Linked DNA regions of Homo sapiens: regions 2 and 3 are each linked to region 1. A link is an interaction called in ENCODE POLR2A ChIA-PET data of the cell type or tissue named here. Cell type or tissue: GM12878. All regions are shown on one strand. Each heading gives the region's core, and the rest is flanking DNA. Links, peaks and the distances in the headings are about the cores only. Region 1 overlaps UVRAG (UV radiation resistance associated). Region 2 overlaps UVRAG (UV radiation resistance associated). Region 3 overlaps GDPD5 (glycerophosphodiester phosphodiesterase domain containing 5).

The links. ChIA-PET counts read pairs that join two places held together with the same protein. Peaks named below come from ENCODE experiments on the same cell type or tissue, not always from the same donor. Only the 100,000 strongest peaks of a DNase experiment are listed, where the experiment ranks them.
Region 2: POLR2A ChIA-PET joins it to region 1 with 5 read pairs; 3 of 35 experiments call an interaction of 5 or more read pairs at or near these places.
Region 3: POLR2A ChIA-PET joins it to region 1 with 5 read pairs; 2 of 35 experiments call an interaction of 5 or more read pairs at or near these places.

What each region holds. Positions count from the first base shown.
Region 1 is chr11:75,916,762-75,921,761 of GRCh38, forward strand. The region is part of intron 6 of UVRAG (UV radiation resistance associated); the gene reads left to right. Among named protein-coding and RNA genes, the nearest start is that of UVRAG, 100 kb to the left of the region's middle. In GM12878, for the core only: no CTCF peak of the experiment used is centred there; a DNase peak (open chromatin) is centred at 2,988; H3K27ac peaks cover 554 bases.
Region 2 is chr11:76,110,424-76,115,423 of GRCh38, forward strand. All of the region lies in intron 13 of UVRAG (UV radiation resistance associated), which reads left to right. Among named protein-coding and RNA genes, the nearest start is that of WNT11, 94 kb to the right of the region's middle. In GM12878, for the core only: no CTCF peak of the experiment used is centred there; no DNase peak of the experiment used is centred there.
Region 3 is chr11:75,495,667-75,502,613 of GRCh38, forward strand. The region is part of intron 1 of GDPD5 (glycerophosphodiester phosphodiesterase domain containing 5); the gene reads right to left. Among named protein-coding and RNA genes, the nearest start is that of GDPD5, 27 kb to the right of the region's middle. In GM12878, for the core only: a CTCF peak has its summit at 787 (motif pointing right); no DNase peak of the experiment used is centred there.

The DNA.
Region 1 (5,000 bases), core at 1-5,000:
AATGGGGAAACCTGATTAGTTGGGTTGGGGCTAAAATCATAGGGGGTCTAAGCTGTCTTCTTGTGCCAAGTTAGTTCCTGTGTGGGGGTCATAAGACCAATTAAGCCAGTTTCTTGATATGGGCTACTTATTTGATACCAGCTGGTCCATCAGAATTCAGAGTCTGAAAAATACCTCAAGCACCAGTCTTAGATTTTATGATAGTGATGTTATCTATAGGAGCAATTGGGAATGTTACAAACCTTGTGACCTCTGGGTGCATGACTCCTGAACCATAATTTTACAAAGGTGTTTTCAGTCCCTGAGTAATAAGGAGGAGGTTACTTTCAGGAAGGGACTGTTATCATCTTTATTTTAAAGTTAAGCTATAAACTAAATTCCTCCCGTAGTTAGCTTGGCCTATGCCCAGGAATGTACAAAGACAGCTTGTGAGGCTAGAAGCAAGATGGAGTCAGCTACATGTTGATTGATTTCTGTCACTCATAATTTTTGCAAAGGTGGTTTTACTTTCAAAGTTGCTTTTGTTAATTCTAAACAGTCATAATAAAAAATATTTAACATGTGTGTGTCTTTTCTCCTTAATGACATTGAAATCTTCTTGAAGGAAAGGATTATTTCTTATGGCTATATTTCTCCTGTCCTTCTATCTTACCAATACTTCTTGGTTAATTGTTGGAGTTCCTTTGGCTTGTGAGCTTACTAGGACTCTTCTGTATTACTCTTTTTCCCTAGGTACTCTCTTGTGTTACTAAAGCTACAACCAACACATCTACATGTTAATACCTCTTCAATCTATATCTCTAGCTCTACCTCTCTTTTGGATTTCCAGTCTGCATTTTCCAACCACCATGGATATTTGAACTTTTTTGTCCTTGAGGAACCTCAACCCCAAAGTGTCTGGAGCCACACTCATCGCGTTAATACTCCTCTTCCTTTTCTTTTCCCTGGTTTGTCTAATGGTATTATCACCATCCTAGTCTCCCAAGCTAGTAATCTTAGTCATTTTTGGTTTCTCTAATTTTTCTTCCCTTGGTGATAGATATAGTTGATGATAAACCATATTGATTCTTTGGCAAGATGTCTCATCTGTCGACCCTTCTTTGTTTTTAATCTGTATTTTCCTAGACTATTTCCTTATCTCCTAGATGAAGAAATTAAGGCACAAAGCAGTTAAGTAACTTCACCAAGGTCACACAAACTAGTGTTAGAATTTGTATTCAAACCCAGGCAGTCTAGCTCCAGAGGCTATCATATAAACCAGTGTATCTTAAATCCTTACAATCTTTTACACTGCTGCTGGAGTGATCTTTTAAAAGATACGTGGGCTGGGTGTGGTGGCTCACGCCTGTAATCCCAGCACTTTGGGAGGCCGAGACGGGCAGATCATGAGGTCAGGAGATCGAGACCATCCTGGCTAACACAGTGAAACCCCTTCTCTACTAAAAATACAAAAAAAAAAAAAAAAAAAATAGCCAGGCATGGTAGCGGGCGCCTGTAGTCCCAGCTACTCCAGAGGCTAAGGCAGGAGAATGGCGTGAACCCAGGAGCAGAGCTTGCAGTGAGCCGAGATCGCGCCGCTGCTCTCCAGTCTGAGCAACAGAGCGAGACTCCGTCTCAGAAAAAAAAAAAAAAAAGATACATGAATTTTCTTACTCGCTGGGCTTAGAAAGCTTTGATATATCATGTACAGGAGAAAGTTCACACTTCTTAGTGTGATATTCAAGGGACATTTAGCAATACATGCCCTTAGGGACCAAGGTCTTTATTTCAAAGTCCTCCCACTCCCTACTTGTATAATCAATAACTATCATTTATGGAGTGCTTACTGTGTTATAAATAGTTCTTCATTGTCTGATTTTCCCTCCACTCATCTCAACACCCCCAAACTGAGAGCACCTTTAGGCAAGAATCCTTGTTTTATTAGTCTTTGTATTAGCCCTATCGCAGTGTGTATCATATATATGTTAAACAGATAATAAATGCCATTTCTATTGATCAAATTGAACTATTGTTCAGGTTACTAGAGGACTAAAGTTTTGTTTTTCCTAATGGTTTCCATCTGGTAAAATGAGAGTTGCAAAAAATTTCTAGGCTAATATTTAAAAGGTGATGAAAATGCAATCAGGTCTGTGAGCCTTCAGCTGTTGCTTTCTTTCAGCCCCTGCTCTCCACACAACATGTGGTGAGATTTTCAGGATTTTGTGACTTTCAATCCAACTCTTTCTATAAGTGTTTTGGGAAGACCTTTATTTGGCTCTCTAGAAGCAAATTCCCCTCCCCGCACTTTGCTAGAAAGTACTGTCAACTATAAAATTCCAATTTTAACAGGAAAATGCTCACAACCAATAAATTATCAATAGCATAGTGTTTAGAGAAGAGATGGGATGAGAAGTATAAGGTATAACTTTGTTTATCATCTTTAAACTATGGATGTGATAACCAACTTTTAGGCTGCAGGAAGAGATTTTTTTTTTTCCTCCCTGCCTAATGGACTCTAAGTGGTAATTGCAGTTATACAGAATACAGCTAAGAACCCAACTGTAAGCAGACTTTACAAAGTTTATGTGCTAAAACTCGTGTACTTTCTTTTCTTAATAGAGACTAGGCTCTTACCCAGTTTCTGTATGCTTATTTTAAGTAAGTTAGGGGAGGAATTAAGAGGATTACTGTTAAAATAGACACACTGACAGCAAGAAGCGAAAGCTGATAGTTTGCTCTGTTATACTCTTTGATTCTGGAATATAGCTGAGTGATAAATCATATTAGCTACTGTCCTACCTTTGTAGTCACTGTTTGGATTCTTAAACAGCCCTGTCTCACTACTTCATGTAAAAAGAGAGAGGAGGAGAAACAGTTCACTGTAAGGAGAGGCCAACTAAAGAAAAAAACATAGCTAGCCAACTTGGCCAAAGCACATGTCTGTATTGCATTTCATAACTCAAGTTACTCACGAGAATTATGAGTGCACTGTCTTAGTTTTTAATAATGCTGTCTCCATTTAACAGATGAGGAAGCAGTCTTAAAATGGTGAGATGATTTGCCTGGGCCACAGGCTGGTTAAGTGTGGAAGCAGGTCTGAAGAAAGGTCTGCCAGGCTCCAGTGCACGTGCTGTTTTCTATTATGCCATGTTGGTGCCAAATCATCAGTAAAATAGAAAAGTGTAATTATGAGAGCCTTCATAAGAAAGCAGGCACATAGAAGATTTAGGAAGGTTTTCAATCAAAATTTAAAATAAAATAATTTTGGTTTTTTTTTTTTTTTTTTTTTTTTTTTTTTTTTTTGGGACGAAGTCTCGCTCTGTTGCCCAGCCTGGAGTGCAATGGTGTGATTTTGGCTCGCTGCAACCTCCGCCTCTCCAGTTCAAGCGATTCTTCTGCCTCAGCCTCCCAAGTAGCTGGGACTACAGGCACGTGCCACCACGCCTGGCTAATTTTTTGTGTTTTTAGTAGAGACGGGGTTTCACCATGTTAGCCAGGATGATCTCAATTTCCTGACCTCGTGATCCACCTGCCCCGGCCTCCCAAAGTGCTGGGATTACAGGTGTGAGCCACCACGCCTGGCTAATTTTGGTATTTAATGTGAGTTTTGGTGGAGCAAAATTTGTATTTATGTGCAGCAGCACATTTTATTCTTCTTTATTCATCCGTCTCTACATATACTATAAATATATCTATGTATGTATACATACACATAAAGACACACATATACACACACACACAGTTTTACAAAAATAGGATTTAAGCAAAATACGGGAGTAATTATAGGGTGAAGTCTTCTCCTTCCCCTTTCCTTGTACTTTTTGGCTCATCTTCTTCTTTAAGCCCTTTTCCCCCATTCCGCTGCCAGCAAACCACCCAAACACAGAACATAGGTCCGCATGACCCCTAGTCACCCTTCACCCATGTTAACAATCTGATATGTATCCATCTGTATTTTTTCCCATAGTCTCTCTATATGTCATAGATATGATTTATAGATACATTTATATATGTTTTCTATATAATTTATGGTTTATGTATATGGTTTGAATTAATTTATAAAATTAAAATTGTTTTATAAAATTGGAGTTGATACACATACTTGGGTTTCTTGTTCAATATTCTATGCATACATTCCTCTAATTCACTTTTTAAATGGCTTAATAATAGTCAGTGGTGAGGCTATATCATATTTATTCAGCCACTACCCTATTGATAGGCATTTAATATAATATTTACTCTGGCTCTGGTTTTTAATGCGTGTTTGTTTTGACAGTATGCACATTACTGAAGGAAATATTTATACACATATATAACCTTGTTTTTATGATGATTTTGTTTCCATGGATTACATTCCCAGCAGTGGGATTTCTGAGTCAAAGGGTATGTATTGTTTCAATTGTTAGAGATAATCAGGTTGTTTTCCCAAAGGGCACAAAATAAATGGCATTACTCCTTACCCTGATTCTGTGCTGGCAATGGCCATCATCAATTTTTATGATTTTTACTAATTTGATGAGTGTAAATGATACCTCAGTATTACTTCAATTTTTGTCAGCCTGGTGCAAGTACTTAGTTTGAGCTACAAGTGAAATTTAACATGTTTTCTTAAGCTTATTAGCTATTTAGGGTATTCTTCTGTGAATTTGCCTATTCATTTACTTTACCTAGTTTTTAAAAATTGAGTTGCTTGCATTTTTCTCATAAGTTCCTAAGAGTACTTGGTATTTTTTTCCCAAATCTGACAATTACATCTTGACTTATGATACCTTATACAAAAAGTTCATATTTGTTGTATCGTGTAATTCTGTTTTCTGTTTTATATTTTCTGGGCACTCTTGAGTTGAAGAGGACTCTCCTATACCTTGCTTCTATAGATATTTTTTGCTAACTTTGAGATTTATATTATTTTACTTTTTAAATTAAATATTTAATACAAATTGCAATTTATTTTTTTTTTCTTTTAATCCACCCATCTGCACACTGATATCTAGTATAGATAGTCCATATCTTGTAAGGTA
Region 2 (5,000 bases), core at 1-5,000, 190 kb after region 1:
ACAGTACTGGTATTCAAACCCAGCTCTTCTGCATTTAAGCCTATCCTACTGTGTCGTGATGCCTCTCATTTCTTCCTATACTGTATTAATTTAACTTGTTAATTAACAAGTATTTATCAAGTACCTATCCAGTTGGTTAAGGCTTTCCAAAAAGAACAAATGGAAAAGTGCGTATGGGGAGGAGTTTAGGGTCAAGGGTAAAATGCCCACTTACCTGCAGTAATCAGAGAGCTTCCAGTGGAAAATGGAACTTCTGTTGGTTCTTTGAGAATAGATAAGACATGAGATATAGGATGCCTAGAGAGAGACATAGAGACAAGAAAGAGAGCTTTCTGCCAGAGTAATGAGTACTGTGTAAAAAGCTATCAGAAGAGTTGTTAGCCAGTATTGAAAAGCTGGTTTTTTATATATAAAATCCCATATATATATATGAGACTTTTATTTGTTTGTTTGCTTGGAGTCAGAGTCTCCATTACCCAGGCTGGAGTGCAGTGGCACAATCTCGGCTGACTGCAACCTCCACCTCCCAGGTTCAAGTGATTCTCATGCCTCAGCCTCCCGAGTAGCTGGGAGGCGCACACCACCACACCTGGCTAATTTTTGCATTTTTAGTAGAGATGAGGTCTCACCATGTTGGCTAGGCTGGTCTCAAACTCCTCACCTCAAGCAGTCTACCCGCCTGAATATGTTTGTTTAAGTCACTTCTCTACTAAAATGCTACTAATAAGGTTAAATAATTTTAAAATTTTAAATTCACAAGGATGAAAAGAATAGATAAGACCAAGAAAATTTAGAAAACTTCAAATAAACGAATGAGTGATAAACTGACTTGGCAGAAGCCTTTACGAAGCAATATAATCCAAACCACAGACTCCAGAAGGATGTGGTGGTACCGAGTATCTCATGAAGTTTAGGGATAATATATAGAGCTAAACATAGGAGGGTAGGTTGACAGTCTATAGAAAAAGAAGTAATACTCCCAGTTCACTTTTCCCACTCTGTGTAGCCCAATAACTACGTTCCCACATGCCCTAGTGGGAAAATGAAGGTTTACTTGCTGAAAAAGATTGAGCCCAAGAAGCTCTGAACGTAAACTGCTTGATATACTGGGAACAAGAAGGAAGGTGCCTTACCAAAAGGTGATTACGTGAAAGTGTAACATACCAACACAGAGTTCCCCAACTGCCTTTTCCAACTTTATTCCCCAAATAAGATCCAGATTATGCCTCAAGACAGAGGATTCTTTCTGAGGAAAAAACAGAGGCAGCAATGAAAAGTCCTGGGGCTGTAGTACTAACCTTTCCCCGTGGGAAGGCTGGATTTCCATCCACTCATTCTGCAATGAACCCTCCCCCCACAGCCAGTCATCAAGCACTGCCAATGCACAGACTTCCTTCACAGCTTTTTAGAGTCTCACAGTCTCACCTGTAAAGATAAACTAACGGCCAAAGATTACGAGACATTAGAGGAAAGCCTCTAATATTAAAAAAAAAAGTCTAAAATAAAGTGAAAAAAAAAATCCAGAGGGTAAAGTGAAAAAAAAAAATCCAGAGGGTAAAATGAAGAAGGAGGAGGAGGCAAAATAATAATAATAGGAGAAAATGATCAGAATTAGGCAATAAGAGTATTCATATTGAAAGGATGTACTAAGTGCTTGGCCCAGGGAATGAAAACAGACTGAAAATGATGAATGAAAGACCGAAATGAAGGCTTATCACTATGAAATTTCAGAATACTAAGGTTAAAGAAGAAAGTCCTAAAAGCTTCCAGAGAGAAGAATCAACTTACATTCAAAGGATCAGGAACCAGCATGTTAACGGGTTTCTCAGTCACCACGTGAAAAGCTAAATGACAGTAAAGAAATACTTTGGAACTACCTAAGAAAAAGTATTTGCAGCCATGAGTTCTATACCTAGGCAAACTATCATTCAAGTATAAGAATGGAATAGTTATATTTTCAAATATTCAGGGTGTCATGAAAGTTACCTCCCATGCTATCCTTTCCCAGAAAGATATTATAGGATACACTCCACCAAGATGAGGCAGTAGATCAAGAAAGAAGACAATCTAGGAAATAACAGCTTCAGCACAGAAGAAAAGTAAACAAAATTTCCAGCATGATGGCTAAAGAAGCTTGTAGGAATATAATGCAGCAGGCCTAGCTAGCAGCCAGTTCAGTTGAAGCAGAGAGAGGAGGCTTCAGGAAATATATCTCTAAGAGCAAAATGGACTTGATCAATTTTATGGTGTGTTTAGTTAGATTGAGAAGAGTTTTAAGGTTTTTTATTCTATTTCTTTTTTCTTTTCTTTTTTTTTTTTTGAGACAGGGTCTCACTCTTATCACGCAGGCTGGAGTGCAGTGGCACAATCTCAGCTCACTGCAGCCTCAACCTCCCAGGCTCAAGCAATCCTCCCACCTCAGCCTCCTGAGTAGCTGGGACCATAGGCAAGCACCACCATGCCCGGATAATTTTTTGTACTTTTGGTAGAGACAGTGTTTCACCATGTTGCCCAGACTCGTCTGAAACTCCACCCGCCTCAGCTTCCCAAAGTGCTGGGATTATGGGTGTGAGCCACCACACCTGGCCAGTTTTAAGATTTTTGTTAGAGTTTGGGGAGTATCTAGTGACAAGTACATAGAAAAGCTCAACTGGTGGAAAAAATGGCAGTTATCACTTCCAGTGAAACAAACAAAAAAGTACAAGAAAGGAATAATACATTACATGGCTCAGCAGTGAACAGTGTTTATGTAGGTATAGTGAGGTAAACAGTAAATATTGATTTAATTTAAAATATGATATTGAATGTATTGAGAAGATGAGGAAGGGAACTATGTGTGGGAGAGTAGAGTCAAGTTCTCATATTCTTTAAGAAAAAGCTAGTAGATAATGTATGGGAAAGGGGATAAAGTGTTTGTGTGAGAGCAAAGTGGTATAAGAGTGCTAAATTCTCTTCTTTCATGGTGGGAGCATAGTAGATGATGTCTCTAACTGGAGGGGAAGGGAGAATAAGAAATCTTAATATAAGCATATTATTCAGAAATATGAGGTAAAGAAGAAACAGCTAAAAGGTGTTCTCAGAGTTTGGGGTAGATAGTAGAGCAGAGAACTGCTTTTTTTTTCATTATAAATCTTGTAGTGGTTTAGACTTGTTAAACCATACTTATACTTTATTAATAATAATATATGTGTTATGTATGCATTTATTTTTGAGTTCCCTATGTGGAAAATTAAAAGGGTAATATGGTAGAATTTGGAGCTGTTATTAAGCGGTTCTAGCCTTGGCTTTGTCCCTTATCATCCCTGTGACTTTGGGCAGGATGCTCTTGTCTTCCTGGGCCTTAGTTTCTTCATTTATAAGAGGAAGAAGGTTGGAAAGATGGTCTCCAGGGTCTCTTTAAGCTGTAAAATTCAAAGATTCTATGATTTAAAAAAAAAATAGTACTATGCAGCAAATGGAGAGTTAAGACCCAGACAGAGGCTTGAAATTCCCACATTTTTCTTTTTTTTGGTTAAAATCAGACTTGGAGAGAAATTTTCACTGTGGTCTCTGAAAACAGTTCAACACCCATCTTCCGTTGTGGAACCTGGGGCAGGCAATTGTCTGTGTACTCACTCGGAGACACATAGCTTAGTGTTATTTCAGTAAGTTTTTTTTTTTCCTTGATGTTTAATATTTTTCGGTATGAATCACAGGTAAAATTTCCATGCCATGTGTAAACGATTTCACTTCTTATTGAAACAATGAATTCAGGAACGTCATGTTGGGATATCAGCCATTTTGCTTTTATCAATGTATGGAAAAATGCATTTATATTAATACAAGAAATGATGTCATTTAATATGGGGTAGATCTTATAATTCAAGGTCTGCAAATCTCAGGAGGTGATTTAGGTCACCAAGCTAGGTTTGAAAAAGGAAAAAACTATTTTCCTTCTGCTTTCTCAAGTATTGTTACCAGTTTTCGTCTCAGACTTTGGGGTAGGTGGTAGAGAGTAGCATGGTTTGTGAAAAGGAGGCCCTGGCTGATAATATCTTTGCCATTGAACCATGCGGCCCTGGATAATTTACTTCCCCTTTCTGGGGTTCAGTTTTCCCATCTGCAAAAGAAAAGGATTGGCTGAAATAATATTCAAGATACCTTTTAGTTTTAACATTGTATGTTTCTACATCCTTACTTTATGTGTGTATTCATTCAAACCATTCAGGAGACCCAGTTATGTTTGGAGGTTTTTCTTAAAAAGCCCAGAATCAGTGAGAGTGAACTCTTTCTCTAAGTATCACTCAAGCAGAGAAAAATCAGTTGAATTCTAGAGTCAAACAAAAGAAAACTGACTGTTTTTAGTAGGTGTTTATTTATGCCCCCTGTTGTCTTACTCTGAAGGCCTGCTTTCTATTCACATGATTTGTGGTTTTATTCTTTAAGAGAGGGATATATTTAAAAGTTTGACTTAGCCACTCTTAAATTTAAGTGCTAAAAGAGTTAAACCTTAAGACCGATGCCCCTTCACATTTGTACACAGACATACATTTTATAAAGTCTATAAACTTTCTTCATGTGTAATATGTCATTTGAAAAACACATTTTTGCAGAGCTGTGTTGTCCACTTACTGTGTGTTTGATGTGTGGATGAGCATGTGTGAGAATATGCACATCCACTTACTTCGGCTCTCCTTTATGGTCAGTTACGGAAGCAAATGGTGATACTCAGAGACACAGTGAAAGGAAGTGAAGAACAGACCGATGAAAACCATTAGCAACTTATCCAGAGTACTCAGAAGGACACTTAATTTTAGAAAATTGGCCTCTACCAGAAATAAATCAAACAAAGGGCAGATCTAGCCCACAAACCAGCAGTTTCCCTGTACCACCTCTCCAGCTATGTGCTCTGGTCTGGACAAAGAGGAACGTTAGAGACTCAAGAGAAATACAGAGCACAGCCTCTGTCAAAAGTGAGTTGCAATGTATTTGTTTAATAAGCATTGAATAAGTACCAGCAC
Region 3 (6,947 bases), core at 776-5,775, 420 kb before region 1:
AAGGAGGGAAGGAGGGAAAATCAAATCTATTTTATTTAACAGTCTCCTGGCTTGCTTTACAATCTTCGAATATCTGACAAAGATACATGGATCTCTATTTGTATTTTTGCTCTCAGTGCTCCAAATTTAGGAGAGGCCTGTCCACTCCCCACCCACCACCTCTCATGTTGTGGGGCCTAGACCCCCTGTGCTGGTGACTTCACATCTGTGAGCAACTGCTTGTCTGTCAGCCAGCCCTGCCTTCCCCAGTTTGCCTTTTACAAGTGCTTTCCACATGGAAGGTCCTTATGCTTATGCCTTGTGCATGGGGCTGTATTTCCAGGGCAGTAAGCACTCAAATTTCCTCAGGGGCAGTGATCACAACTTGACTGGCCTCTTCCACAGACCCTGTACTCCTTAAAGTCCCTTCAGCTCCAACAGCATCTTGCAGGGGAGCCAGGGTGCCCCGGGTCTTCCAACCCCAGTTCTTGTTACACTATCCCCCTGGAAAGGGAGCCGGCTAGGCTGGGAGGGCCCAGCAGCCTCTGCTGCGCCAGGCTAGAAGCCCCCCGCCATCCAGCTGGGCAGTGGTCATGGTGACCTGTAGCCCATAGCTATTTTCCTCAGCCCCTGACACCTGGGCTGGCAAATCTCCACATTCCTTGCCCACTGCTCTTCCTGGCATGTTTCACAAAGAGCTTCTAGAGAGCAGGAAGCAAGTTGGGGAGGTGGGGGAGCAGAGGAGTGAGCAGGAGACTGAGAGCCAGGAGACCTGGCTTTTCTTCCTGGCTTGGCCACTAGAAGGCAGGTCAACATCTTCCTATGTCATATGGGGACACTGGGACCTGCCCAGATCCCCTCTTGGGATGACAGGGAGAACCAGTGAGCAGGACGTGACAGGACTGTGTAAACTGTACAGTGTGCAGTGGCTGTAACAGGGGCCAGACCCCATCTCCCTCATGTTTCCTGCTCAGCCTGGCACAGTGCCGAGGGCCCATCTATTGTAATACTGCCCAACATTTACAAGGGCTGGACATACTCTCTGTACGAGGCCAAGGTTTCTATGTACGCTATCTGACGCCTCTTAGCCTCCCGCTGCAGACTATTTTTCTTTTTTTTTCTTTTCTTTCTTTCTTTTTTTTTTTTTTTTTTTGTGACGGAGTCTCGCTCTGTTATTCAGGCTGGAGTGCAGTGGCGCGATCACAGCTCACTGCAACCTCCGCCTCCCAGGCTCAAACAATCCTCCCGCCTCAGCCTCCTGAGTCTCTAGGACTATAGGTATGTGCTACCATACCCGGCAAATTTTTGTATTTTTTTTGTAGAGACGGGGTTTTGCCATGTTGCCCAGGCTGGTCTTGAACTCCTGAGCTTAAGTGATCTCCCCACCTTGGCCTCCCAAAGTGCTAGGATTACAGGCATGAGCCACCATGTCCGGCTGCAGTAGATATTTTTTATAGATGGTAAACAGAGCTCGAGAGGGTTTAGGGTCTCTTGAATTCATACTCTTACTACCAAGCCAGTCTAGACACCAAAAATCTAGTCACCAACGCACATTTCCTGAGCTCTCCTGTGTGCCCAGCAGACAGACGCAGCCCCTGCTGGAGGAGCCCATGAGCTAAAGGTGTAGACAAACACACCAAGCGCATCATGTGAACAAAGGTGGCAGGACGCGTAAGGGGTGGAGGCCTTGATGGTGGATCAAAGTTGTCTCCCGGCCTCACCCCCAGCCTGGCACAGTGCTGGACCCACCACAGGCAGCAGTAATACCCAGGAGTGAACAAACTTGTTTTCCTGACATTCACCTCCCCAACCTAGCCACTCCCTGCCTGCCTCCTGGACAGTGAGGGGGCTCTGGAATTTTTAGACCACTTTCTCCTCTGGGACCACCACCCTAAGGGCACCCTCTCTCGGCGCCTGCAGGTGCCCCAGGCCTCTGCAGTGGATTGTACGTTAAACCTGGTGAAAGTAAAACTGTACTTATCTGAGCACAGAATCCCTTATACAATAGGTACTCAATACATGGGTATCAGATGAGTTAATGAGTTTGCAGCAGTGACTGACCACTTCGGTGCCTGGCTCAGTTCATCCTGACCACTGGGGGCTTAATTCAAGTTCTGAACCAAAGAGGGGTTAGTGGGCCAGGGCAGAGCTGATAAAGAGTAAGATGCTCACTTAACCGGCCATGGGGCTGGGAGCAGGTCCTGGCCCTCTCTGCTCTTTTGCTGTGTGATCACCGGCAAATCACTTCACCTTTCTGGGCATCCACTGCGTCAAGCAGGGATTAACACCATGTTACAATCTCCTGATTTTAGTTGAGCACATACAAAATGGGTTACAAACATAGGGCACTGAGGCTCAGAGACAGGAGGTGACTTGGCCAAGGTCACACAGCAGGTGACAGAGTGTGGACTAGCACCCAGGCCTGTCATGGTCTGTTGTGGGGGGCTGGTGGAGGGGGGGCTGACTCCCAGAGGCCTGAGTGGGGAGGCCAGATCATGGGTAACATCTCTTGTGATGTCACAGGGGACAGGAGAGAGTTAAGGGTGGATCCCATGAGGGCTAACCCAGGCTGACATCACCAGTGAAAGTGAGAGTCACATAGTCAGAGTCTTAGGATTTAGTCAGTACAGCCAGGAAGGGCAACCTGTTTATTTGTTCCTGGAATGTGTTGACCAACGCAAGTTCCCCCAAGTGATCCCTGAGCACCGTCTATGGAAACACAGAGTGGGTGGGCTAGGAAGAAAAGCCAAATTCAACTCAGGTGGGGATGGGCCACAGTGGCTTTGATGTCCTCTATGGGCATTTGGTGCCTCCATGGCCTTGAACTAACCTCTGCCCTTAAGCCTTGTCCCACCTCCTACTCGTCACTGATGCCCTCCGGGCTGGGTGGGTGGGCTGGGAGGGAGAACTACAGCAGGTTACCAGGGCCTCTAGGGCTGGGAGGGACCTGGACTGGTTGGAGAGATTGCCCAAAGCCAAGTCATCTGGGAGAACAATGGGGGCGGGAGCTCTGTGGGATTTTGCCTCTAGAAGCTGACAGAGAAAGACCTGGGGCTAGAGAAGCAGTGGAGCACAGTGGGGCTCTCAGAAGGCACTGCCCCTTGCTGACCACACAGCCTGGGATTCCCCCTTCTGCACACCCCTTTCTCACAGCTGTCACTTGCTGGTGCCAGGTCCTGGGCAATCAGCACCTTACATGAGTCTGTTGACTCAGGAGGGAGAGGTATGAATTCTCCAGCATCTTTGCCCCTGGAGGGTCAGCCCTAGGGTATGACTTACAGTGTCCCTCTGGAAGACAAAGCCAAAGTTCCTTCTATGGAGCTTGGCTGGAAATAGCCTCTTGCTTCTCCTCCTTCTCTTTCTGCTTCTACGTTTCCTATTCCCTTAGCAGGTTTCCCTCAGCAGGGAAGCTTCCTAATGAGTCACTGTCACACGAATCCTTGTCTCAGGGTCTGCTTCTAGGTCTGCTTCAGGTGTCTCAGGTGGGTGCCATCAATGCTTCCATTTCAGAGATGAGGAAACTGAAGCTCAGATCTTTCCTGTGAAAGATCCCCATCTTGCAAGCAGCAGAACATGCACTTGAATTGACGTCTGCCAGGTGCAAAGCCAAGCACTGACCCCTCCCCTCAGGTCCCACCCCTTTGTCCACAGCCATCATCATCTGAGCTGGTTTATACCCCCAAATGCCACTGTCCCTTCCTGGACATCTGGTCATCTAGGCTAACTTTCCTTCTTTCTTCTTCTTTTCCTTTTTTTTTTTTTTTTTTTTTTTAACTGGAAGGAAAGGAGAAGAATGTGCAGATGATCCAAGGGGGATGACTAAGTCTTCAAATTCCTCTGGTTGGCTCAGACCCTGTTTTGGTCAATCCTTGTGAATCAGGGCGGGTCTGACATTCTGGGAATGCAAGGAGACTTCAAATCATCTTCATGAAAACAAGTTGTAAAAATACTGACCGCCACTCCAAGTGGCCAGCTGATAGGCTTGGCTCCATGGAGCAGGGTTGAACAAGTTCACCAGAAGGGAACACACAGCGGGAAAGACTTAGGCTAGACCCAAAGGAAGAACTTCCCTGTAATTGAGAGCTGGGCCCAGAGATGGGGTTGGGTGTGGCCTCTTTGGAAGCAGGCCATCCACGTCCTGACCTTCCTAGGCCTTTCTTGTTTGCAGTGTCTACGAAACAGCTTTGGTGAGCACTGAAGATGCAAAAACCACCAGAGGCCAACCCCGCCCAGCCCTGAGCTTCAACTCCTGACCTGAACCTGGTTTACGAGGATGCTCTGAGCTAGTGGAGCTTCTGCCTCCTGGGATCCTCCCCACACCCCAGGGTGGCTGCTACCACCATACCCTGCAGATATGAAGACTGGCAGAGGTCAGGGCAAGACTGAAGGCTGCCTGCCCAGCACTGCACCTCCTTCACCCTCAGCCCTCCACAGCCATTCCTCCAGAAAGCACCACCCCCTCCAGGCACCCTCCCTGCCCCTGGCAGAGGACTAGGCGGGTGTCTACAGATGACCACTTCACCCTCCCTCCTCCCTCTGGCCTCTCCTCTCTCCTCTTCTGGCTCCTTCCAATCAGCAGTGAGCAGGCCTGGGGCTCATGCAGTTCATCCCCTGCACCCCTTCCCAGCTCTCCTCCCTTTCTCTCCTCCCTTCTCATCCAAACTTCTGAGAGTTGTCTGCACCCATATCTCCACTTCGTCCCACCCACTGCAAAACCCATTACCCTCTGCTGCCACCAAGTTCAACAATGGCTTCTGTGTGGGTAAATCCATGGGGCACTTCTCCATCCTCAGCCACTGATTGCCTGGTTGTTTGTCCCCCTTTCTGGCCCCACCTCACCAGCCCCTTCGCTGGATCCTCTCTGCCCAGGCCTGAATGCTGCTGCTCTCAATCCTAAGCCCCCTTTCCCTCCCTTGCCCATCACATCCTTCTTGGCAGTATCATCCACCCCACGGTTTCAACCACCCATCTCTGGCTGGACCAAGTTCAAGACTCAAGTATCCTGCAACCCTCTGGTCATCTGCACCTGGACATCCCACAGGAAGCTCATACCCACAGTGGCCAAATGGGAACTCCTCTTCCTTTCCACGCATTTCAAGACACCTCCATTCCCTCCAACCTCCAGGCCTGGAAGATGAGAATCACCCTCCCCATCTCCCTTTTCTTCAAACCCGCCAGTGCCATCTGACGCCAAGCCCAGCTCTGTTCTCTATCTCCTTCCTCTCATCCCCCAAACAGCTCTGTAGTCACCACTCAAACTCCTCCTGTAGGAAGCCCTCCCTGACTCTCCAGCAGGCCTGGGCATGCCTTCACCTGTTTTCTTGTGCCCTGTACAGCCATCCATTCAGCAGCCACGCTAGTGTCCAACTGCATAGCTGACTGCCTGGGCTGGCTCTGGAAGGTAGGGGCAGGGTCTGATCTGACCCTGGGTCCCCAACACCGAGGCCAAGTGCAGCATGAGGGGTCCCAAAGAGGTTTCTCAAATCTGGGAACTTGTATTTCTGCTGAGTTTGCCACATTGGTGAGGTCTGGATCTTCCCTCAGACCACAGGCCCCCAGGGGCAAGGGCTATACCCTGGCTCGGCCCCTCCTCGCACTTAGCCCCTTTCAGAGCACCCTAACCTGACTGCCATTTATGACAAGATAACCATGGGGGCCCTGAGAGAGCCTAAGAGGCCCACCTCATACTTGTGCAAACACATGCGAACACACAGAGACATCCAAAAAGACATAGGGCACATATTCACGGACAGACACAGGTGACATGAGTGGGCACACTGGCGCAAGCATACAGGCTCCCAGAAGTACATGGAGCCATACAAAGACAGGTCCACAGGGACACAAACATCCTGGAAACAGGGACTCGGGCCATGGCCTCGCTCAGAGTCACCTGCTCCAGGGGTGAAGCCTTTGGCTGGGCCAGGGCTCCAGGCTGGTGCTCGGGGCTCCAGAGCAGGGGCTCAGGGAGACGTGGCAACAGCCACCTGAACAGTCTGGCCTGTTCCATTTGGACTCTGAGGCTGTGATCAGAGTGGGGAGGGGTGCTGGGAGAGGAGAGGGTGAGAGAGCAGGAGCCGCTCTCCACAGACAGGGCTGGGGGCAGAGGAGGAGGCCACCGGCCCTGCTAGGCTCCTCCAGACCCCTCTGCCAAGGGAGTTACACTTCCACCCTCCCCTACCAAAGAGCCAATCTGAGCAGAGAACAATCATGAAGTTTCTAATTTACTGGAAGAGGAGGGAAAGCAAGCCAGGGTAGGTATGTGTATCACATTCAAAACTGATGTAAATGACCCGCGCCAAACACCTGGGTGTGAGCCCCATCAGTCCTGACCTCTCCCTACACCCCCAAGTCCAGTATCTCCCCAGATCCTGTTGATTTGCCCTCAGAAATGGCTTCCTCATGATGGTACTCAAGCCTCTCATATTGCTGCCTGAGAAACAGAAGGACATCCTGGAACCTACAGGATTAAGTACAAACCCTACACGCAAAACTTTTTTCAACCTGCCCACAACTCACTTTCCAGTCATTTCCTTCCCTCCTCACCTCAGGGCAGCCCTGCCACCTGGAGCTAAGTCCCTGCTCCAGGGACTCCCTTCTCCAGCTCAACACTTTTGCAAAGTTAATTTCTTCTGTGTAGAATGCCTTTCCACTTGCCTCAGTTTGGTGAACTCCTATAGATCCCTCAATACCCAAATGGGAAATGCTGCTATTCAGTGGATTGGCTTCCACAGTGGCAGTCACATCCTAAGGTCAGCACATCACGAATAAGTTGCATATGGTCAAAATCACCCTTGGCTTTATCTAGCTACCATTTATATATGATGCCTAGGCATTGTTCTAGGCATTTCCTGTGTTTACTCATCTAACTCTCACAACTGTAGCAGATGGTATTTCCAAAGACATCTGCAGCAATGTCTCCCATCCTACACCCTCTTCTTACAAAGTGATGCTGACACCAGTCCCATGGA